Linked DNA regions of Homo sapiens: all the other regions are linked to region 3. The links are chromatin loops, found by intact Hi-C in ENCODE. Cell type or tissue: Calu3. All regions are shown on one strand. Region 1 overlaps CUBN (cubilin). Region 2 overlaps CUBN (cubilin). Region 3 overlaps CUBN (cubilin). Region 4 overlaps CUBN (cubilin). Region 5 overlaps TRDMT1 (tRNA aspartic acid methyltransferase 1).

Region 1 (5,000 bases), 75 kb after region 3:
GCCCAGCTAATTTTTTGTATTTGTAGTAGGGACAGGTTTTCTCCATGTTGGCCAGGCTATTTTCGAACTCCTGACCTCAAGCAATCCATCCACCTCAGCCTCCCAAAGTGCTGGGATTACAGGCATGAGCCACTGTGCCCGGCCTCATATATAAATTTCTAACGAAATTTAACATACAGAAAAGTTAAAAGCTAGCAATTCCACTTCTGCAGGTTTACACTAGAGAAAGTCTTAGGTGGTTACATACAGATATTGCTTCAAGAATATTCGGTACAAAAAGTTGCTAAGGAAAAATATTGCAAGCAACTTAAATGTTCATTAACAGGAGAATGGGCAAATGACTTGTGGTGCATATATAAAATAGAATGTGTAGTGACTAAAAGAATGCATTAGATCTGTATGCATTACAATGCAGAAAATGTGAAAAACAGAATAATGAGTGAATAGAGCAAGTTGAAGAAGGATATGTAGCGTGTGACATGATGTACATAAAGTCTTAAAATATGCAAAATAATATTTCATAGTGTGTATGGATATATGCATATAATGAAAAAACTATAAAAACCTTCATGGGAATCACAAACCAGAAATCTCATTAGCAGTTTCCTCTGGGACGGGGAACAGGGCATGGGATCAATGATAGGAGCATGTGGGACTTCACCTGTGTCTTGAACAGTTCATTTCTGTTTGGGAGAAAACAAAAGAACTTGAAGCAAATGTGGCAAAATATGAAGATTTGGCCAGTCTGGACAGGGAGAAGTTTTTGTATGTTATATACTTTGTATGCATTATATAGTCGGTATTTCTCTACATACTTAAAATATTTCATAGTAGAGTGTTCAATAAAGAAAAGAAAAGCTATATAAAGGAAATAATAGGAAATGTACTAAGATTCACATATAAAGATACTCCTCATAGCATTGTTATAACAAGAAAAGAAAAAACCCATTAATAATCCAAATGGTTAATAATAAAGCGTGGCTAACTGAATTACAGCACGTCCATTTCATTGACTAGCCAAAGAAACTATTTAAGAAAATTTCAAATAATATGAAGTGAAAAAGGCAAGATACAAAATTATATATAATATTATCTTAACTATGCATGTTTGTGTGTACATGAGTGCGTGTATATATTTGTATGTGTGTGTTTGTGAGGGAAATAAACCAAAATTTCAATAGCTTGTATCTATATTGTAATACTAAGGATGGCAATAATTTCTTATTTCTTCTTTTCTGTATTCTACAAATTTAATATGAGGAGCATGTAAGGTTTAAAAATAAAATCTATATTAAAAGTTCTTTAGTGTTTCATCACTCGGACGCATAAGTGATTACATACAGACATGAAAGGGCACTATTCATATAACAGCACTGCAGCACCCAAGCCAGATGGCTACTAACGCCAGTTAATCTAGCCTCTTGCTGCCGCCAGGAATGTATCAAGTTTAATGGACGTGGCTTCTGTTTTAAGATCTCCAAAGCATCTGTTCATTGCCTAATATCTACAACTGTGCCCCAGTCCTCTCCCCTAAGCCCTAGGCTTGTATAGACAACTGTATCGTAGACATCATCTCTTCCATGTTCCACAAACCCCGAAAATCAGTGTCTCAAACTGAAGCCCTCTTCCTGTCCCTCTCATTTCTCCCTTACCTACATTTCTTGCCACAGTAAATGCCGGAAGCATGTACCCAACGGCCAGACCGTTTGGGGAACCGCCCCCATCCCTGCTACATGTAGTGGATCAGCATGTTCTAACATCTGTTTGTCCGATGTATCGCTTGGCTCCTTCCCTCTACTTCATCCATGTCCCTCTCTGGTGTCTTGGTGTGGGGCCTCATTACATCTTGCCTAGGCCACTACAACACCCTGAAATTTCCCCTGCCTTCCATTTGTGTCTTCCTTCCATTCAGTCTCAAAACAACTCAGTGCACAGCGTGCGCTTTCTAAAATGTAACATCACATACTAAAGTAAAGCTGAGCATACATTTTTAAATTGCACGAAATAAAGACCAGTAATCACGCATGCTTTGCCTAAGCACTAAAGACCACGTGATTGACGTGGACGTGATGCAGAGCACTTCAGCGGCTGCCCCTCTCTGCTGTAATCAAAACCCTGGGGTGATTAAATGGCTCGTGACCACCTGACTGAAATGTCAGTCATCGTTTGCACCCCTCATGACTGAGGGGGAAATGAATTGTAGCTTCCTCAGTAATATCTGTATTTTTATTTCTAAAAAAAAAAAAAAAACAGGAATATATTCCCTGAGATTGTTGGAAAGTAGGAAGTGAGGAATTTTTTTCTACTGGATTTTTTATCTTGTTTACTAAGTTTCATCTTGCTCAGGGAGAAAATTTTTTTAAAAGATTCCTTAAGATCTTTAACATAGCGTTAATAGTAATAGAAGCAGGAGTCATTGTAATAGAAAAATTAGGAATAGCAGCAAATACTTATCTGAACCAGACACTGATAGGTACTTAAATACATTTGTTTACATTTGATTCTTACAGTTCCACTTTGCAGCAGGGAAAACTGAGCTCTGAAAACATACATGACTTGCCCAATCACACGCTTAGCAGTGCAGAGCCAATATACAAACCCCATCTGTCTGACGTCCGACCAAGTATGATTAAACCTAGAGAAAAGGTGAAATCAAGTTGTATTCATTCAGTTAGAATGTTGAGAGACCATGATTCTGTGAAGCTAAGTGAGATATTCACGGTCTCCAAGAAAGAAAACCACAGCAGCTCTGGAAATAGGGTGGGAGTCCCCCATCCTTTGCATCTGAACCTGCAATCAAGCATCCTCAGTAGCATTTGAGAAAGTCTTATATTGGGCTCCCGTGGCTTTCCAAGTGGTTGGCATCTGTCCTGCATTCCATTCCAGTGAACGTGCATGGGATTCCCAGCATGGCTCACTTAGCAGAATGGGTAACAAAGAGCACAGTGTCTGGGGTCAATACATAAACCCAGAACTTCTATCGTTGCCACATAAACTTGATTCTATTCCTGGATTCAGATATAAAGCTCCTCCTTGTCCTTCTCTGGTCCAACCGCCATTCTCTGGTCTAGTGTGGCCTCCTTCTCACCTGGACCCTTATGCTTTACTACATTTTTTTTTTTCTGAGACAGAGTCTCGCTCTGTCGCCCAGAATGGAGTGCAGTGGTGCAATCTCGGCTCACTGTAGCCTCTGTCTCCCAGGTTCAAGCAATTCTCATGTCTCAGCCTCCAAAGTAGCTGGGATTACAGGCATGCACCAGTACACCCAGCTACATTTCGTATTTTTAGTAGAGACAGGGTCTCACCATGTTGGCCAGGCTGGTCTTGAACTCTTGACCTCAAATGATCCACCCACCTTGGCCTTTCAAAGTGCTGGGATTACAGGCATGAGCCACTGTGCCAGTCCCGCTTTGCTACATTTTTAACTCCAGATGGTAACACAGGTCTCCTGCCCTGGATTGCCTTTGATCTTAGCAGGGTGCAAAAATGTGGTGAAGAATAAGACATTTAGGGCACAGGAGAGATAATTCACATGGAGGTGCAAAGTGATTTTGAGGATCGAGAGTCCATGAGGTATTTTCACATGTTATAATATGGCGGTATACCTGCTAATGGAATTGCCACTTTGGAATACGAACTTCTCCAAAATAGAGGAAACATTAAGTGATAGGGAGGGAAATCCCTCAGGAAATTATACAAGCTGTTACAGTCATAAATGTGAATGCGGAAGGAAATGAAAATATTACTCATTATAGCATCTCTTCTTGGGGCTGAGGAAGGAGGAAGCATCAGTTTCCTTTGTCAGTGATTTTTTTCCAGTTACGCTCCTTGGAAATTCAATACTAAGTTCAATTCACAACCCCACATCTCATATCACGATGCGTTCACCCCTATTTCTTTGTTCTACACTCTCCCACTCAGTCTTCACATCTTACAAGAGACTATAAACTCTAAAAACTTGCAGTTGTTGCGAGCACTGACTCAAAGATTCCTGGAAATGTTGACATGAGAAGAAATCTAAGATGCTCGTTTTACTTTCACAAATAAACATTTAAGGAGAGTCTGAGCTGAAATGGAAACCAAGCCAAACCAAACCCGTGTCCACAGATTGAGAGCTGTGGCTTCAACTCAACTCTTCCTTCATCTTGCAGATTCAAAGCACTGGCTCAGCATTTGGTTGTTAATAAGACACCCGCACCAGGAAGCAAAGTAGCTAAGCATGTTAATACAAATGCAAGTCACAAGATAAACGTTTGAAAAAGATCATCCTCAAGTATCAGATGGAAACAAAAATTCCTGTGGTGGGGCGTAAAGGAGGGAGGGAAGAAAGAGAGAGTGAGAGAGAGATACAGGGAGGAGAGAGAGAAAGAGACAAAAAGGGAGAGGGAGAGAGAGGAACAAAGAAAGGGAAAGATAAGAAGAGAAGGAGGGAGAAAGAGAGAGAAGGAGAGACGGAGAGAGAAAGAAGGAGAGACAGAGGGAGAGAGAGAGAAGGAGAGACAGAGGGAGAGAGAGAGAAGGAGAGACAGGGAGAGAGAGAGAAGGAGAGACAGAGGGAGAGAGAGGGGGAAAGAGGAAGAGAGGGAGAGAGAGCAAGAGGAAGAGGGAAAGAAAGAGGGACAGAAAGACAGGGAGAGAGAGAGAGGAAAAGAGAGAGAGAGGAAAAGAGAGGGAGAGAGGAAGAGGAGGGGAGAGAGAGAGACTGGTTTCTGTCATGGATTTGTTTGTAAAACAGTAAATATTTAAAGAAGACTTGTTTCCATCATCTCTTTGAAACCCAGAGTTCTATTATTCCTGTGTCTGTTTGCTCTGCTTTGGAAACCATCAGTGTTTTAAAAGGAAACACATCATGGGTGGTGTATTACAAAAATACAACAAAAGAGGATGCTGCGTTAGGTATCTGCCCTGTTCCACCCTGCATTTTATTGTCGAATAATGGAACAACAACAGACATTGCAGCTTTGGGTGGGAGCACAGGGAATTTTTTTTTTTTCCGGATC
Region 2 (5,000 bases), 130 kb after region 3:
GAGTGTCTGTGTGTTTGCACGTGTCCGTGCATAAATGTATAATCTGGATTCAATGAATTCCAGACTGATCAAATTATTTTCATTGAAAAAAAATGTTATGACATGAAATATTGTTTGAAACATATTGATTTGAGTGTGGAGAACTTTACCACCAAATGTTACAAAGCACCTCCATGGAGCCGCCCCTAATCCCTGCAGTCAGGCATAAATTAGTCTGCCTTTGAAAGCCCTTGCTTTTCATCTGTGCTTCTTTTGTGGAAATGATCACATCCCCAGGCATTCTTGTTATGGGCTTGTGTGTCTTACCTCCCCTACTGATTGTGAGTCGCCTTAAAGCACAGACCACCTCTGGCCTTCCCCTCACTGCCCAGAGCAGGGCTTTGATAAAGGCAGGTTCCCCATGCATCTCCAATGAATGAACGCAGTGATTTCCCCCGCCAGCTGTATTTATTTTACTTAGGACCCAATCTGCACGATTATTTGCACTCTGTACAGTTAGATAGGTAGTAGTGCCATACAATCCTCAATTTCAACAGGCTCCTCTTAGACCATAAAGGATTTGGACCCTTTGTGCCACTCCGTAGAAGGGAGAACCAGGTGAGGGCCTTGTTTAAGGTTATGATAAATCGCAGATTTTTAAACCTTGGCCTGTCTCGCTGAGTTCTCAAATCGGCTGCTCATCATAAGTGCTTGTGAGATTTCAGGGAAGGTCAGCAGATATTTTTAAAAAGACAAGCTCAGAAGCCTATTATGTCATTCACCCCAAAGCACTAAACCTAAGCATTTTAAGCAAATGAATAAAGATGAGTTTTATTTTTCAGGCTTACTGCTGTAGCTTCCTTTTTTTCTGTTTTTCGTACTGCTGCTTTGAATGTGTATATTTATTATCAAGTTTCTAATATTCTACACATTTATCAGAAGCCTCCCCTATAATGAATAGGGGAGAATAAGAGAAGAATAAAGCAACAGAAAATGAAGAGGGAAACGAAACGGAACAGAAGCTTTTCACCTTAGCGTTCAGTCCCACCCTCTCCTGCAGGCGGAGAAACCGGAGGGCGAGAGGCCAACCTTGCAGCCTGTGCTTCTAAATCCCTGCTTCCCTGCAGGAGATTCATCTCAGCTTTAGAGTTTTTCTTAATTCTAGGGCATGAAGTACAGTTCTAAACTAATTAGCACAGAAACAAACATACTGCTCCCAAGTAGTGGAGTAATTAGCAAGCAAATGCTCTACCATCTTTCACTCCCCAAATCTTAACCTTTGGATTGTAATTTAGTGACCAAAGCATAAATTATTTCATTTCTGTCAGGCCTCTGAGCCCAGGCTAAGTCATCATAACCCTTATCCAACAAAACATAGGTAAGATTTCTCCATAACTATAATCACCCTAAGCTCGATGTGTCTTACGGAATACTAGGTCGCAGCATGTTGCGGAATTATATTTCAATCCTGCACAAGGTCATGAACAGCATAGCATTTTTGCCTGTCAGCTCTGCAAGATTAAGAAATGTGGCATTTTCACGTGACTTAAAGAGATTTCTTTTTTTTCCTTCCTTCTGGATGGGATTACGCATTGAAGGAGACCCCTGGATCTCAGCTGTTCAGTGGTCTTTAATAACACATTGTAAAAGTACTGGGTGGGGGTGGAGGGGCTAGGCAGTAGGTTTGGGGGGCAACACTGATGAATGACAATTAGTTTCTTTTTGCCTTTGGGGGGAGAAAATTATGCATTAAAATAAGCATCAAATAGACATTTATGAAAATGCTTAAATATAATGTCCAATCTAGTAATAAATGTGTAGAACAATGTCTCGAAAAGGAAAAAAAAAAAAACTCATACCTCGTTTTTTAAAGTTTGCCGTTAATAAAATCAGGTTTTTTGTTTATATTCACACAGATGGGTAACGTCACCTCTACAATTCATTCCCGCGCAAATTGACCACCCAAAACCACACAAAAAGGAACAGTCATTTTTCAAAGTATACAAATACAGGTTACCATGGAAAGCCGTCTCACTGATTCTGATTCTGTTTTCAGAGCAGAATGTTAACCACAGGACGTTCCAGCTGTGACTCATTGCAACTACTGACAAGCAAGCTGGAGTGGCCCTGCTTTTAGAGAGCCTGAAGATCTACTCAGAGTGAACAATACTTGAAGTTCTAATTGAGTTACAGAAAGGAAACTAGTAAAAACTAAGAAAGATTGCGATTCTCACCTTGAATATGCAGATCTAATTTCTATAACTGTGTTTAGGGGTATTTTTCTAAATTACTAAAATAATGCTTACATTTTCAAATTGGCCATTAAATATATCTTCAGATGCGGAGATGTGTATATTACAAAACCTTCCTCTGTGAAATCTTTTGTTATTCTCTTAAAGAGATTATTCATTTAGGATTTTCGTGGCTTAGGTCCCCCCACCCCCACCCTACCCCCAAATATCTCAACTCCTCTTGACACACTCAGAGAGGAAGGAAATCTCTTGCCTTAGCCATACTTACCAGTTTCTACTTCCTTTGTGCGGGTTTGATAATTTGGCACATACTTTACAATACCATTAGTGAATTCAGACTCCAGTTGCAATAGGAAGTGATCCGTGGACTTCTAAATAGGAAGGACCCATAACAAAGGGGAGGATATAACACTAAAGACACCACGTGTGGTCAATCACTGATAGAGATCCAATTTTTTTGTAAGATTGAGGGTACTTAGGAGTCACTGAAAGTCAAGTTCTAAGTGAGCAGAGACCCAGACACCCCACCTGTCCCCTCAGTAGAAATCAACTTTATGAACTGCAGGATCTCCAAGAACAAAAATATGTCTTTCAAGTGCCTTGCTTGCTAAATTGTTTCATGGCTAAAAATTTAAAACTGTAATAAATTAAAATTACAAGTAATTATCTTATATATATGAGCTTGGGATGTAGAGATTAACTTTTTTTCTTAACTATTTTTTTGTTTGTTTGAGACAGGATCTTGCTCTGTTGCACAGGCTGGAGTGCAGTGGTGCAATAAGGTTAACTGTAGCCTCACCCTCCCAGGCTCAAGCAATCCTCCTGCCTAAGCCTCCTGATGGCTGAAACTACAGGCATGCAGTACCATGCCCAGCTACTTTTTTTGTATTTTTTGTAGAGACAGAGTTTCGCCATGTTGCCCAGGCTGGTCTCGAACTCCTGGGCTCAAGCAATCTGCCCACCTCGGCTTCCCAAAGAGCTGAGATTACAAGTGCGAGCCACCATGCCCAGCCCCAAACTCATTTTAGAATCACAGTGAGTGACAATTAAAACTCAGCCCTTTCTGTTTTAGATTGACATCTAATTCATACTGTTTGTAAATGTTGTTTCTTTTATTTCCTGGAAGGTCTTCTGGAAGAAAATTCTTTTTTATAGGAGATCAATTTTAAGAATTAATTAAATATAGTTCATGTAGAAAAAGCAACTCAAGAGTTTCTTTAGGATGATATCATTAAAACATGGAGAAACTTCTGGAGAATAATTTGGTCCATTTCCAATTATAAATCTTTGCAAATTCCATAAAACCTCTATTCTTTAGAGCTTAATATGTAATTGAAATAATTCATCTGCTGTGAGGAGAAATTTTGGGTGTAGTAGAGAATCCCCTATTCTTTCTATAGAATAAAAATTCTACTCAATGAAAAGATGATCGTTCAATTTTTGAGAACTATACTCAATCAGTTTATAGAGTGGCATTTTGAAGTGAGTGTCACTAATAGAAGATTATATTTCAATCACAAGCAGGAAAGCAATTTTATTGTAGAATGTACTTGACTAATGTCAATGTGGCCAGAGCCAGGCTCTGTGTTCATAGCCCAGCTCTAAAATTTAGAGAACACAATTTTGTGAAAATTATTGAACTTCTTCAAGCTAAAATGTCTTTATCTATAAATCTGGCACCATAATGGTACTTATCTCATAATATTGTTGCCAACAGCAAATGAGATAAACCACGTAAAAGGTTTGCTATGAGGCCTGGCATGTGGAATGTGCTCAAATTGTTACTCTAACTCTTTGTCAGAGGCAAAGGGAATCAACATTTTTTTCCAGAGAAACCACCCAAAATAGCTATGAGAAAAGAAAGATGTTGGGGATTAGAGAACAGGAGCTGACTCACATAAAAGAGTTCACAGAAATCGTCACTGGTAGGGCAGATGGGGAAGTGATGAATTCAGTGAGGAGGTGGAGGCCAATCCTCGCAGTGTGTTGCTATGACAACTTGGGCATTGTGGAGACTGAGGCATCCCGGACAGCCATGCAGAAACCAAGGCGAATCATCCTGTGTGGGGTGGAGATAAGCATGCTGTGTGTGTGGAAGGGATTGCGGGAGGACAGATCATGCAGGGGACAGCAGCAAAGAGAGTTAGGAAACCAGAGGCTGTTAAGGCTGCCACGGTGAGGTGGATAGAGTCCACTGGCAAGCAAAGTGGCTCTCATGCTAAAAGTGAGCAGCATCTCTTCCTGTTGCAGCCTCCCTTCCCCTTTGGGTCCTACCCAGCCCTGTAGTTCCTGCTGCTGAATCACTGGAGATCCAGAAGGATGGGACCTAGGGAATTCTCAGGGCATCTGCTCAGATGTTCCCCACCCCAAACAACCACCACAGCAGGATCTGTGGAGAGGCCTCATTAGGGTGATTGTTAAAAATGTTGTTGCTGAGGTTTGCACTCACATCTCCTGGAAAAACTTGGAACTTTATCCAAGTTCAGGTTACTTTAAATTTGAAGGGCTTTGAAATGTTCCTGTAACAACAGTAGAAATTGCAAAGCAAGAATCACAGAGGCTGGTTGTGGTGGCTCACGCCTGTAATCCCAGCCCTTAGGGAAGCCGAAGCGGGTGATCACTTGAGGCCAGGAGTTCAAGACCAGCCTGGGCAACATGGCAAAACCCTGTCTCTACTAAAAATATAAAAAATTAGCCGGGTGTGGTGGCGTACGCCTGTAGTCCCAGCTACTTGGAAGACTGAGGCAGGAGAATCACTTGAACCCCAGG
Region 3 (5,000 bases):
TGAAATTACTTCCACATCCTATGTGGGAACAAAAAGTCATCATCAGATCATTTATTTCTCGTGTATCTATTTTGTCCATGAAGGAAAGAGGCATTTTCCTAAATTATCTATAGACATAGTTCCCTGAGATATTCCAAATGGAAGAAGCAAGAATGAAGAGAATAAAGCTCTGATTTAAAAACATACATATGTGCTTAATAAGAATATTATACATTTTTAGAAAATGCTGCAGAGTTTTATGGACTGAGTCCTCGTAATATTACCACAAATCTACTGCAAATCCCTTAATATTAAGATATTAAGAAAGGATAAACGAGCAATGATAGAATATGGTTCATGCAGATAAAGAAATAAAACAGATAAAAAATGATTTGTATCTGATTAGTACTTTACACAATTAATGTTTTTAAAATGTCTTATTATTAGAAAACTGCTATTTTCATTACCATTGTAATCTAGCCACAACAATGGTTGCTTTTTAAAACTAGCTGGATTTATTAATCCCAACTCTTATCAAATTCTTACATGCATCCCTGGTTTTCGAAACAGAAAGAAATATCTTTTCACCACTAAAATGATTTGTTTTCATATAACCATTGACTAGTTAATCCACTTCACTCTCTGATCTATCAAGCACGAAAATATCTCTATCCTTTTAAATTGACATTAAAACACACACAAGTACACACGTGCACACTTACACAGTGAACCACCTGCAGACCTAAGATTTGGTCTAGGGTTGTCTTTCAGTACTTCCTTTCCAGCACTCTCTGATTCAGTCTGAAAAACCTGTCTACTGTATTACTTCCTCTAATTCCTTTCCTCAAACTTTTCCCTAAACAGTGGTTTGCCATGAGTGGCTACACTTGATTTAACTCAGCCAACAGGCACACACCATTGCTTCTCTGACTTGAAAAATGCTACATTTCCCACGAATCTAATAGTGTACAATAGCTAGAAAAGGAGATCCATCCTTCCTAATCAAAATTAGGAAAGAACATTCCCAAAGAAACTGGCTCCCAAAGTTGACTTAGCATGAGAACCCTCTGGATGACAGTTAAAACATGCAAGACCGGCCGGGCACGGTGGCTTATGCCAGCACTTTGGGAGGCCGAGGCGGGCGGTTCACGAGGTCAAGAGATCAAGATCATCCTGGCCAACATGGTGAAACCCCGTCTCTACTAAAAATACAAAAAAAAAAAAATTAGCTGGGCATGGTGGCACACACCTGTAGTCCCAGCTACTCGGCAGGCTAAGGCAGGAGAATAGCTTGAACCCAGGAGGTGGAGGTTGCAGGAGAATGGCGTGAACCCAGGACGTGGAGGGTGCAGTGAGCCGAGATTGCACCACTGCACTCCAGCCTGGCGACAGAGTGAGACGCCGTGTCAAAAAAAAAAAAAAAAAACAGGAAAGACTTCGTCATGGAAATTCTGAATTCAGTTGGGCCTGGAGTGAGGCTCAGGAATCTGCATGTGTTTCAAGCCCCCCACGGGATTTTGTGGTCAAGGTGCCACAGGCCAGCCACACTGGTTGTTGCTAACGAACTAGCCATCTGCGCTTCTGCCCAATATCAGCCCACTCTGGATGCCAGGCTTATTTCTAGACGTTGGTTAGTGCCCCTCATGGCTTTTATATCACTTCTCAATTCAGTTCTGTTCTCACTGCTATTTGGAAGAAAGGTGTCTTCTTGGGATTAGGTGACTCATCCTCCCCGTAGACCCCCATACTCCTCCCCTAGACCCCCAGGTTTAGCCAACCCTGCCTGCCTGTGACAACCACACTCCCGCAAAGACCTCTGGGTTTGGTTCTTAGGGCTACTTACGGCTAACAAAGGACGCGGAGAAGCCCTGAGCTGGTGCCTCCTGAGACTGGAAGACGGCAGTGAATGTGTTACTTGGTGTGATAACGGGACCCGGAGCCACGTTCCCACAGCCAGTGGCTAGCAGGGCTTTGTCCACCTCCTCAGTTCCTGCCCACACCTAGCACGGACATACACAGAACTTTAATGCTCAAGGGTTTCCCATCAATATTTTAATGCACTTAGGTTTCAAAATAATGGCACTCACACGTATACAGAACTAAGCATAAGAGTAAACAAAACATGGACAAATCTGTAGTATTTTCTTTTGAGAATAATTTTTTTAAAGCTGTTTTTAAAATAGCATGTCCCATTCTTGACTTCTCTAAGGAGATGGTGTTCCTTTTTGCATAGCTGGGTGGTGATTTTTTAAAAATCCACCTTCCTGGATCACTGTTCGGTTTCCTCATAACTTCTAGTTGCCCTGACCTAGCCGAGCTTCCCGGGTGCTGAGGGAGACGGAGCAGCCAGGTGGAACTCAGCCCTGCTCCTGGGAAGATAGCAGATTGTGGTCACAGCTGGACAACACCAGCAAGCAAGAGGCACATCGTGGTGCATGAAGAAAGTGGGCATGAATTCCAAGTATACGTATAATCAGCATGAAATGGAATAAATCAGAACACTTCTTGGCTGTGTGGAATTGTAGGGTCCATTTTGATGAAAAGCTGACATCCAGTCAGTGTGTGCTATTCACCAAAAATTTGGTTGGCAACTCCCAAGTAGACCTGGGCTGTCACTTAATTGGTCTGGCCACCTCGAATGACTGAATTTATATACTCATGCAAAAAACAGTTGCTAGGAAATAAACGGTGAGCACCAAAATTCCAAATCAAACCAATTCTTATCAGTCCAGGGAAAAACAGAGACATGAATCACAGAATCATAAATTTACATGCAAAATTCCAGCTATAAACAAGGCATTATGATGGGGCTGTTGAGAATATATAATTGGTGGCTTTACCTAACTGGGGGAAGTGAGCCTGCCCCGAGCGAACCCCGATGGCAGGAAAGGCCGTGGCTAGTTCAGAGAAGAGAGAGAAAACCAAGGAGGAAGGGGTGAGGAAGCCTGCAGAGGGGGCTGCAGGACACGTTAGAGACTCGGGCCACTGTCCTGAATACAGCAAGGAGCCACCAAGAAGATTGGTTTTTGGAAAACATTACAATTCGGAAAATAGGAGTCAGAAAGGATGCCGGAAAACAGTCAGGTAGGTTTTGCCCTAGTTCAGGTGAGAGATCATGGTTATCTACAATGCTGAGTCACTCAAGGAAAGTATGCATATTAGGTAATGAATATACAAAACTTGGGGGAAAAAAACCCCAAAAACATTAAACATATTAACCAGAGAAGCTCGTCCTAGTTCAGAGGTCTCAACTAGGAGCAATTTTGGGACCTCTGGCAAGGTTTGTAGTCATTTTTCTATTGTCACACTCGGTGTGATGGGTAGTATCTAGTGGGTAGGGGCCAGGACTATTGCTACACAATCTGCAATACCCAATATGCCCTTTCTATCAACAGACAACTATCTCAAACAAGGATGTAGTTGGATGTGTATTAATCTTACTTGACTATTCAACATTTTCTTCACATGGAATGATACCAAATTACTCATTCCAAACACATCTCTTCTCAAGGATATTCCTCACCCACAGCAATAAAACATCAAGTCATTAAAAACATTTCTATTGGGAAATCAGTCCATAGCAAGAGATGTGAAATAGCACTGATTCATAGCATTGGTTTAATAATTCTCAGCTCTTTAAAGCCGTATTGTTTCAATTGATTTTTAAGCACTGGGTATCCAGCTGTTAGTCATCCTACTGAAGACAAATTATATTAGCCATTTATTAGATAAGGGAGGTGCCTGGCGCTGGACCTACTGAGAACAAAAGTGCAGATATTCTGCCAAATGCCTAAGATCAATAAAAATGTCAGGAAAAAAAATGCACCTACTCAATTTTACTTAATGATCTCTAATTAGATTTCCCCCTAATAATATATCCAAGGAAACAGTATATGGCAGTTTTTTATCCACATTTCATAAAATTATAAACACAATTTATCAATAGATAATCTGTATATATATTTTATATATATATGTATTTTTTTGAGACAGTCTCACTCTCACTCAGGCTGGAGCGCAGTGGCACAATCACAGCTCACCGCAGCCTCGACCTTCTGGACTCAGGTGATCTTCCCACCTCAGCCTCCCAAGTAGCTGGGACTACAGGTGCGTGCAACCATGCCTGGCTAGTTTTTTGTATTTTTTTGCAGAGATGGGGTTTTCCCGTGTTGCCCAGCCTGGTCTCAAACTCCTGGACTCAACTGATCTGCCTGTCTTGGCCTCCAAAAGTGCTGGGATTACAGGCATAAGCCACCATGCCTGGGCCATATACTATATTTTTACAAACATTACTAAACAGGCAAAGTAAGAAGGGCTAAAACTTAATAAAGAGCCTCAAGTTCTTTAATGAAGGAATCCAAGAATGCTTAAGTGCTTATACTTTTCTGAAGTCATTAATTATAGATTCGACAACTCTACCTTTTGGCCTGGGAACATAAGTTTAATAATAATGATGATAATGGTGATGACAATGGTAAAGAGTTATTCAATATTCATTTCTGCCTTGCCTATCAAGAACTCATTTCATTGGCTATATGACAGAGGACTCATCAAAACTATATTGAACCTACAAAATGTTACTTAACTGTCATCAGGTCAAAAACTTTCTGATTTTTCTTAGTGTTCTATATAATTCAGTCAGGTTGTAGGTTATATTTTATCATTCAACTATTTTTTAAACAAATGTTTACAGACATAATTGCAGATTCACATACATTTGTAAGATATAATATGGAGAAATTCCTTGTACACATTTCTGAGTTCCTCCAATACTGACATCTTGCAAAACTGTAGTATACTATCACAACCAGGTTACTGGCATTGACATAACACCAATTTTACTCAGTTTCCTAGTTTTACTTGAACTCGTGTGTGTGTGTGTGTGTGTGTGTGTGTATTAAGTTATATACAAGTTGTACACAATTGCATTCAAGATACTGAAATTCCAATACCACAGGAATCCCTAAGTTGCTTTTGTTGTTTATAACCACACACAATTTACTCCTACATTGCCTTCTCTC
Region 4 (5,000 bases), 220 kb after region 3:
TGGCTCCATTTCTAAGAACATCCCTGGAGCGCAGATGAACCTGAGGTCTGGCTAATTGCCTACCAATGCACCCAGCACAGTGCTTTGCTCATAGTAGGCATCCTACAAAAAAAAAAATGTGTGGAATATATGATGACTATCTCATAAAACAAAAGATGCCCTCGGATTCAAACACAGGCAGTCTTTGACTAACGGAGCCCATGTTTTCCATGACTCAACATATGGCATCCCTGGAGATTCAGTTGCTGCAGGGCATAATGGAGCTGGATACCTCTGTTTAGGTCAAGGCCGCAAGATACTCTAATGACACACCCAGGCAAGAGCTACTAGACTGTGGTGGAGATGCAAAGAGGTCAAATAATTTCCCCATGTGTACAAACATCTGGTTAGTATGAAAGGTGGGACTAGAGTATCTCTTTTGATCTCAAATCTGGTCAGTTGGTGGTCACTGCAATGCAGTGTCTAACTTACAAATTCTATGGCTAACCTTGCCCCAAAGTCTGACTCTAGCACAGTTTTGGACAAGCCTCCCCCTTTTGACGTGGAATTGTGATAGCAGTGAGATCGTCGAGCAGAACCAGGACACAAAACTGGATTTGAACACCTCCTAAGAATTGTCTTCTTACTCATCAATAGTGAAAGAAAATTGGTTCTGGCACCTCGCCAACCTGGCATGCAGAGCCTGGCTTGTGGCCCTGAGAATGTACCTGTTGGACAGGCCCCACAGTAGAAAGAGCCTTGAGTGTTGAAACACTGCACAAGTGTGGAGCAAGGCCCGGGCTGGAAGCTGCACTCGTCTCTGTCCAGCGTGCAGGCAGGGCTGTTGGGTGAAAACATCCACCCAGCATCACAGACGCAGCTGTACTTGGGCTGGCAGGATGACAACAGCGTGAATAAAGACAATCATGAAAATCAGCAAGAAAAGCCTTTGAACATTTCATCAAGCCCCTAACTGTTTATCCTCTAACGTTCATTTCCATAAGGCCAATCCACTGGCTTCTCTTTTTCTTCCCATATGATTAAGCATTTAGACCAGACCATGCAAAAAGGGAAACATCTTTATTTCAGAGTAAAAGCAAGCTATAATTTCTCCCAAAGATGCCAGGGAAAGAGTAACAACAATCAAGAACTGTAAGTCAATATAATTAAAGTCAATCAACTCAGCCTGCTATGTTTTTAGAGGGAAAAACACCCATGTAGGCACAGACCTTGGAAAATCAATTCCGTTTGTTTTTCTTTGGAAAGTTCTTCCTCCTACCCACCTCCTCAACCCTTCCATCCCCATCATTGGACGGGAATTATTTTCCATCACATGGGTAGAAAAAATACAACTAAAAATAAAGAATTGAAGTTCTCATGAAGAGCCAAGCCAGCCAAGACTGGACAACCTTGAGGGTCAGGAGTCAAAGTCATCAGGACGCAGGGCATGGAGGGTCGTTCTGGGGAGTGGGCTCTTAGAGTCTGCAGCAGTTCCAGAGACCCAGGCCGGGAAAAGTCAGACTCCTTGAAACCACATGTTGCCAACAAGACTGGTCCTTTTATATTCCTGTGTTTTGTCACTGTTAAAATAAAACTTACAAGGCCAAGAGAAGGTCTTATCTCAGAGAGAGTCATGACGGGATAATAAAAATGGTCCCATTTCGGCCGGGCACGGTGGCTCATGCCTGTAATCGCAGCGCTTTGCGGGGCTGAGGCGGGTGGATCACCTGAGGTCAGGAGTTCGAGATCATCCTGGCCAACATGGCAAAACCCCGTCTCTACTAAAAATACCAAAATTAGCCAGGCATGTTGGCATGCTCCTGTAATCCCAGCTACTCAGGAGGCTGAGTCACGAGAATTGCTTGAACCTGGGAGGTGAAGGTTGCAGTGAGCTGAGATCGTGCCACTGCACTCCAGCCTGGGTGACAGAGTGAGGCTCCATCTCAAAAAAAAAAAAAAAAAAAAATCCTATTTTACATAATGACATCTTAATCTCTGGGTCCTACTTCCTGCATAGTTCATCTCCCCTCCTCGCCTATGTCCTACTTACAGACAGGAAGTGACTTCACCTCTGTAAGCTCCAGGTAGTGCTTGTATGCAGTGGGCATAGGAGGAGGAGGAGCTACTAACCATGGCTCTCTGCAAGGAGGCACATTTGGGGAAGGGACCCACCTCTCCAGCTTGCTCTCGCATTAAATCCTCACAGATGCCATGGACACAGCGTGCCACAGAACCCCCTTCACAGTCGTCATATTTGGATGCACACTGGGGTCCGTACGTCTCAGGTGGGCAGTGACAACTGTTGGTTACACAAGAGCACAATGTCAGGGCACGCGCTTTGGGGCCAGTGCCTGTCTCTTAATATCAATGAGAAAAATAATTCAAATTACAAATCAACGATGTTAACTTGGAATCGTCAGCCAGCAATGCAAATTTACTGACTGGAGTCTCGGGAGAAAATCACTCTGCTGTGCTCCAAGTGGTGGATTGAGTAAATACAATGTTGGTGAATCACAACTTATTATCTGGTAAGCCTAGCACTATAAATTCTTGTGTTATCAGGTCATCAAACAGCATTTTCAAAGGTCAGATGTGTATAAGCCAAAGGTAATGGAGTTAGTTCAAGAAGGTAAAGGGAGAGATCAGCAAATCCATTCATCATCTGTCCAATTGGACCTGCCATGAAGCACAGGCAACGTGGGCTACACTGATAACTCTGAATGCTCTCTAGGATTATATAACCCCACACGCAATCCAGTGTCCACACCTCACAGTCTATGATCATTATTATTATCTTACAAAGGGCAATATGTCTTCTATCCATAAAAAGCGTAGTTATATAATATAATACAGTGGCATTTCTTTCATAGCCACACTTGAATTTCCAACAAAATGTGGTAATTATTACACTATGCGTAAGCTAGCAGTGGGTGCTTTGTTACTAGAAGATTTAAGTCCAATGATAATCAAATAAGCAATGTTGTTTTAAGCCCTTGTCATTGTTAAAGCTGCTTTAGCCTTATCTCTGCAGCTTAATGGGAACTTCTATGATCTGAGCATGGGAGCTAGGGGAGGAGGAGGGTAGAGGAGTCCCAGAAGCCTAAGCCTATCCCCACATGCCAGGGCACATCTGATGGAGAGGTAGGGCCAGGCCCAGAGGTTGCCGATTGCCGGACTTGAGCAGAATTGGCAAGAAAAGCTCTCATGGGGGAAATGACTGTTGGTGCCAGGGGTCAGAGACAAGGAACAGGGCGTGCCTGCGTGGCCAGGCCTCCCTCCCATGCCATTCTACAAAGGAAAAGAGCTATTTTAACAAGACACAGTGAGGTACAAGGAGCTTAGTAATGTTCATGGATGACAATGTATGAACGACATTGTGGGAAATTAGCATTTGACTGTTTGAAAGGCATCAAGAACCAACCTCCAGGCACAGGATTCGGCTTGCCTGTGGTGGGCCCCAGAACCAATTGCTGGGGTGGCAGCTTTTTGGCAGTTTCTAAGGAAGAGGAGAGCAATGAGTGTGGCCAGAAATGGAGAATAAGAATGCAGGGAGCACCATCCATGCATTCAAGTCGGGAGGCCAGACTTAGCAAATAAAAATACAGCATGCCCAAATAAATGTGAGTTTCCAATAAATGAATATTTTTTGGTATAAATATGTTCCATGCAATTTACGACATCAGTATATATTTACATAAAAGCTGATTCATTAATATATGACATTTCTGAGCATTCCAAAGTTGCCTTTGGAACGGCTCACTAAGATAAAGTCATAGGAAAATAACAATAAATGATTAAAATTAAAGAGAAATTGAATTATCCATCCCCCCCATAGACATTTATATTCCCCGCATCTCTCTCTACTTTCCTTCTCATATTGTTTTCTTTCCTCTTTGTCCTCCCATCTTTACATAGAATATTTGTATAGAGAATTTAATTAGACTCTTGAGGATTATGGAACTTTAAAACAGTTCATACACATATTTGAGCATTTGATCCAGGAGACTTCATTACTAAAAGTTTACTTTGCCACCTGTCCCAACACCTCCCAACAATGTTTAAGAATCTTTTTTATTTTTGTTTTTGTTTTTTTTGAGATGGAGTCTCACTCTGTCACCCAGGCTGGACTGCAGTGGCATGATCTCAGCTCACTGCAACCTCCGCCTCCCAGGTTCAAGCAATTCTCCTGCTTCAGCCTCCCGAGTAGCTGGGACTACAGGTGCGTGCCACCACACCCGGCTAATTTTTTATTTCTTTTTTTAGTAGAGATGGGTTTTCACCATGTGGTGAAACCAATTGATTAGTTACTGATTTAGCAGAAGTCTCTTTTCTAGAGGTAGAGGCTGGTCTCGAACTCTTGACCTCAGGTGATCTGCCCACCTCGGCCTCCCAAAGTCCTGGGATTACAGGCGTGAGCCACCGCACCCTGCTGAAGAATCTTTAAACCAACTGTTACTAGCTTTCTATTTTCTATGTCTGGGAGATCTGAGTGTTTGGAAACCCCTGGGATAAGATTGCCTAGGTTTAAATTTTGGTCCTTCCTGTTAACTGTTTACCCAGACAATGTACTAACTCCCTCTGCCTCAATTTCTTATGAAATAATAGTGGTAATCTCTGTGAATTATGGTCATATTGCAGTCTACAGGCATTCCCCTGTAGCAAGTGCTAAGAAGATTGTCTTTATTTTATCACTAAGTGCTTAACTATTGCAAAATGACATAAGATTTGAGAGGAGATTCTGGTTCATGGACCTGCAGTTAAATCCTTTCTCTTTATCTCTCTCTTCCTTCATCCTTGCTATTATCACTGGGAGATGAGTAGGCATTAATCCTATACTGTTCTCTAAATAGCTACAGAGTATACTTCTTTCACTTAAGTTTAGATGATGTGAGAAGATAGAGAAAGGGAGGAAGAAACTCAAGTAAACCATAGGATTCCTTCCTATGATCCTCAAAGACAAGTATTATTAATCCCATTTTACAGACTAACATTTCCCAAAACCACAAAATGAATAATTGGCA
Region 5 (5,000 bases), 290 kb after region 3:
TGAGTGATCCAAGAGTAGTAATTCTCAAAAAGGAGGCAGAATTTGGGAAAGGGATTCGTGAGTATCTTTTCATTGAAACAGAGGAAGAGGATGTGTTTTCAGTACTTTGATGTATTACTTTGCCTAGACTTTATTCATGATATTTCAGTTATTATTCAGGATTTCATATTTATTAACAGGAAGCCTGGTTTAAAAAAAAAAGGTGAGATATCCTACTTAGAGAAACACATTTATTTTATTTATTTATTTATTTATTTATTTATTTTTTGAGATAGTGTCTCACTCTGTTGCCCAGGCTGGAGTTCAGTGGCATGATCTCGGCTCACTGCAACCTCCACCTCTCAGGTTCAAGCAATTTGATTCTCCTGCCTCAGTCTCCAGAGTAACAGAAACTACAGACACTTGCCACCACACCCAGCTAATTTCTATATTTTTAGTAGGGACAGGGTTTCACCATATTGGCCAGGCTGGTCTCAAACTCCTAACCTCAAGTGATCTGCCTGCCTCAGCCTTCCAAAGTGCTGGGATTACAGGTGTGGGCCACCACGCTTGGCTGAAAAACACAGTACAAATTATTTTAAAAGGTTGTCAGATTGGCTCCGAAAGGAATACATAAGGACATCACGCTTCCATTTATATGAGGACTAAATTTAAAAGGTAGATTTAGTTATTTCAAGAGAGACTTCTAGGTAAGATGTTAGAAATGTCACTGAGGATACATACATAATTCTTGCTTTCAATATGCTTCTTACAAAAATAGACAAGAAACACACACACACACACACACACACACACACACAGACATTTGAATAGCAATACTTTCCTTTCTTTTTCTGATGATTCTTCTTTCTGGAAACGCTGTAGGGAAGAACTTTTTGTTGGTAGTAGTGAAAAGCTTTACAAGTTCACACTCTTCTTGACTTTCCTAACCAAATAAATAAAAAAATTTAACTGTTCTTGTGTAGTTATTAATGTGGGAAAAAAATCAATATTTACAAGATGTAAATGCAAATGTAAAAAATGTAAATGTAAAGACGTTATGTTAGATAATATAATGCAGTTTGAAGTTTTGAGGAGGACCTTGAGAAAGAAAATTAAGGCATAACCAGTCCACTTTGAAATAAGGAAAGAAATTTTTAAAATTCTATTCCTTCTTTATTATTTATTTTCTAATCTATATCTCATATAGGTGAGTAACTACTGAATTACTCATTATACTCACACCTGAGACATTTAATCAAGTATGTTAACACTGACATCTAGTTGTAAGATGAAAGATCAGTTGAATACATCCAATGTCCTTTCATTCAAAGTGCTGGCTTAGTTAGGAATAAAAGTACTAAAGAACGTACAGACCCATAAGGATCTGAACTTAAAATTGCTGCCAAATGTTTTATCACTATTAGTAAAGTATATTGTTTGGTTCTTTTTAAAAGTTCTTGTATTTTGCTGGGTGAGGTGGCTCACACCTGTAATTCCAGCACTTTGGGAAGCCAAGGAGGGCACACCATTTGAGGTTCGGAGTTTGAGACCAGCCTGGCCAAAATAGTGAAACCTCATCTCTACTAAAAATACAAAAATTAGCCAGGCATGGTGGCACACGCCTGTAATCCCAGCTACTCAGGAGGCTGAAGCAGGAGAATCGCTTCAACCCTGGAGGCAGCGGGTACAGTGAGCTGAGATTGCACCATTGCACTCCAGCCTAGATGACAGAATGAGACTCTGTCTCGGAAAAAAAAAAAAAAAAAAAGTTCTTGCATTTTAAAAATTGCTGATAAATTATTTCCAAGAATAAAATAAAAAATACATTAAAAATATTTTTCAAAGATCCAGTTTCCTTAGAAAGTTTCCATAGTCAGCTAACTGTCCAAACAAAATTTACTTTGTGTCAAGACATACCTTAGATTATTATTGTTACTAACACCAGACTAAATATAAGAGACCACCAGCCAAAATACGGATAGGAACTGCTGGAGATCTATGAAATTATCACGTCCTTGACACTATATCTTAGGAGAATTTATTTTTCAACAAAATACCAAAAGACATACCAGAGCCAGAGAAGTGGTGGAAGAGAGAAATATGGCAAATTAATGTAAAAAAAAAGGAGCACAGTGAAGGAATCTACAAGGAATGGAAAATAAAGATGTTATGTCAGGTAGTATAATGCAATTTGGAGTTTTGAGGAGGACCTTGAGAAAGAAAATTAAGGCATGAGTAATCTTTCCGGAACGTCTCTAGAAAGTCTATTTAAAGTCATGTTGATGTCATGAGGTAGCTAATACAGCTTCTCCAGCCCCTCAACCCACAACCTCGCACCAGCCCTGAAGCTTTCCTTGGCAGAAGAGAAGAGAAAAAGCAATTTAGCTATTCACTTTCAGCAGGGGCTACAGAAAGGCCACATAGCCCAGCATTACCCTTAGTCCTGAGGATGCAGGGACCTCAATTTCCAAGGGCATAAACTGGTCTCTAAAAAGAATATAGGTAACGAACGCCTAGGATACAGTAAATGCTCAATAATTATTAAAATTCATATTCACTGCCTGGCATTTATCTGGAATATTATAGATTAAATAGATAAAATAATAATGATAATGATTATTTTAACTAAAATTTAAAAATCAAAATTAAAACAATCATTATCATTATAATTAAGGTTAGAAAATTAGACCAGTGACAAAAGCTTAAGACTCATACTGTTCATCTGGGAGATGAATTGCAGGAGAAATATTTTTGAAAGAGTTTCAAGTAATGTAAGAAGAGATCTTCACAAATGACAAAAACTAGCTGATTCCAATCTCTACTAATAAAAAAAAAAAAAAAAAGGAAAAACAGAAACGGGCTAAAATTTAATCCCAAGAGACTAGCATTGATGGGAAAAGCTTTCCTGACCTTGCTATCAAACCCTAGAATGAAAGAGAGAAATCGGAGGTATTGGGGAAAGGATTTTTTTAACACAGGGCAGAAAAATTTTCTTCCCAGGATATTTATTACTTGTTTTCTCCAATTTGGAGGAGGATAGTCCCACTAAGCAATCCCTAAAGACACTTTCTAGCCCTGATACTCTATGAGCATTTAAGTAAGAAGTATAGGTCTTCAGATCATCTTTTACTACCTGCCATTATTGACAAAGATCTTGGCCTTTTCACCCTAATTCACTGGTTAGAAACTAAAGAACTGATACAAGAGAAATGCTCTTTTATGGCTATGTTTGTCTATTAATTTGCCTTTCCTAGATACTACGTTTAAAATAACTATTAAAGAATAAAAATAGTAAGTGAACTACGACAAACAATATAAATTTTCTCTTTCTGCCGGGTGTGGTGGCTCATGCCTTTAATCCTAGCACTTTGGGAGGCTGAGGCGGGTGGATCACCTGAGGTCAGGAGTTTGAGACCAGCCTGGCCAACATGGCAAAACCCCGTCTCTACTAAAAATACAAAAATCAGCTAGGCATGGTGGTAGGCACCTGTAATCCCAGCTACTCAGGGCCTGAGGCAGAAGAATCGCTTGAACCCACAAGGTGGAGGTTGCAGTGAGCCGAGATTGCGCCACTTCACTCCAGCCTGGGCAAAAGAGCGGAACTCTGTCTCAAAAAAAAAAAAAAAAAACTCTCTTTCCATATTCGGTACAGAGAAAACCTGATTTGTGGGAATCAACATGAAGTAACATTGCATTAATGCTTAATTTTTTCCTTCTACTTATAACTGTCTATTAGGAGAGAAACTAGTATTTCCTAGACAAAGCTGCACCTTAGGTGAAATAGTGCCGTGCTTTTTTTCATGATAATCAATCTTTAATTCCCTTGTCCCTCTTCCCATTTCAAACTACCTAGCAAAATGCTAAACTGAACACTAAGCAAATGAGTACTTAAGAAACAGTATGAAAGATGGATAGCAAACAACATATTTTTCCTATTTCAGAACTCAAGGAACTTCACAATTTCTCCTTAGTGCTCAGTCTCTTTGAAGTAAATTTTACATCAAATTAAATTTTGCTAATGAAATTTTACTAATATGTTTTACTAATGACTCAAAAATATGATTTCTAGTTATACTATCTCTACAAAAATTATTTGCATATCCCAACATTTATTTCTTCCTCCTCTTCAATAACCAAACATCAAATTTATTCACTGTGGCAATGCACCCTGCTAAAAGGATATCTGCCACCCCTCTACAGCTAGATGCAGCCATGGACTAAAGTCAGACTAATGAGACAGAATAAGTGCATCACACTCTCAGAGAGTGTTCTATAAAGGAAGAGAGTGGTAGTTCCCTATGCTCTCTGGCCTTTCCACTGGAGGTTTGGAAAGCAGATGTAATGACTTGAGCTCCGTTTGCTGTGACGGACCATGAAGGCTGATCCGTGCACTCTCATCACACTCCAGTTCACTCTGCTGTCACATTTTTCCCAGGACAGTGGCTCCCTCACTAGACTACTCAATCATCTCAGTGCTGACACCATGTCTCATTCATATGGGTACTCTCAGCACCCAGGCATTGCAGTAATTGGCACAGAATAGGCGCTCAATAAACGTCTATTAATTGAATACATACAAGAGAATAAGTGAATTATACTTCCTAAAATCAACTCCAGATTATTACTGATTACCCTCCTTGTTCTCCTGTTTCTGAGAACACTGCTAGCTTAAAAAGTATTTAATATGTCTGAACTTATATGATTATCTATCTCAATGCTCATTTTTAAGTAATTGTTTGACATTTAGGTCAAATTTTTTAACACCTACAATGAAGTTCCCAGGAAACCTACAAAATTCTATTTATGTTACAAATGTCTTAAATATAGTCCCAATAGTGCTATTGTCAGGCAGTAAGTAAATATCTGTGAGATTACCTATCATGTACTGAGCACTCTACTGAGGATACAAAATGAGTGGACATTTGTTTTCTGTTTTACCAGCATCTGGCCCCTCCTTTTCTGGCAATAGTCCCAGATTTTCTTTGGGGGAAACTTACCTCACTCATGCTCTGTTGAAG

What was found. A loop is a pair of places that touch in the nucleus more often than their neighbours do. Peaks named below come from ENCODE experiments on the same cell type or tissue, not always from the same donor. Only the 100,000 strongest peaks of a DNase experiment are listed, where the experiment ranks them.
Region 1: a loop joins it to region 3, with 5 times the contacts of the local background. A loop is called at or near these places in 4 of 110 quality-filtered maps.
Region 2: a loop joins it to region 3, with 3 times the contacts of the local background. A loop is called at or near these places in 5 of 110 quality-filtered maps.
Region 4: a loop joins it to region 3, with 2.9 times the contacts of the local background. A loop is called at or near these places in 3 of 110 quality-filtered maps.
Region 5: a loop joins it to region 3, with 5 times the contacts of the local background. A loop is called at or near these places in 3 of 110 quality-filtered maps.

Annotation. Positions count from the first base shown.
Region 1 is chr10:16,963,343-16,968,342 of GRCh38, forward strand. The region is part of intron 31 of CUBN (cubilin); the gene reads right to left. Among named protein-coding and RNA genes, the nearest start is that of RSU1, 150 kb to the left of the region's middle. In Calu3, no CTCF peak of the experiment used is centred here; a DNase peak (open chromatin) is centred at 2,899.
Region 2 is chr10:17,021,562-17,026,561 of GRCh38, forward strand. All of the region lies in intron 27 of CUBN (cubilin), which reads right to left. Among named protein-coding and RNA genes, the nearest start is that of CUBN, 110 kb to the right of the region's middle. In Calu3, no CTCF peak of the experiment used is centred here; a DNase peak (open chromatin) is centred at 2,050.
Region 3 is chr10:16,888,549-16,893,548 of GRCh38, forward strand. It overlaps CUBN (cubilin), which reads right to left. Exons shown (of 67, transcript NM_001081.4): 55 at 1,823-1,979; 56 at 1-18. Among named protein-coding and RNA genes, the nearest start is that of RSU1, 74 kb to the left of the region's middle. RefSeq lists an enhancer at 2,723-3,922. In Calu3, no CTCF peak of the experiment used is centred here; DNase peaks (open chromatin) are centred at 2,953 and 4,053.
Region 4 is chr10:17,113,320-17,118,319 of GRCh38, forward strand. CUBN (cubilin) reads right to left here. Exons shown (of 67, transcript NM_001081.4): 7 at 2,152-2,278; 8 at 708-870. Among named protein-coding and RNA genes, the nearest start is that of CUBN, 14 kb to the right of the region's middle. RefSeq lists an enhancer at 1,849-3,048. In Calu3, no CTCF peak of the experiment used is centred here; DNase peaks (open chromatin) are centred at 2,082 and 2,442.
Region 5 is chr10:17,176,947-17,181,946 of GRCh38, forward strand. All of the region lies in intron 1 of TRDMT1 (tRNA aspartic acid methyltransferase 1), which reads right to left. Among named protein-coding and RNA genes, the nearest start is that of TRDMT1, 22 kb to the right of the region's middle. In Calu3, no CTCF peak of the experiment used is centred here; no DNase peak of the experiment used is centred here.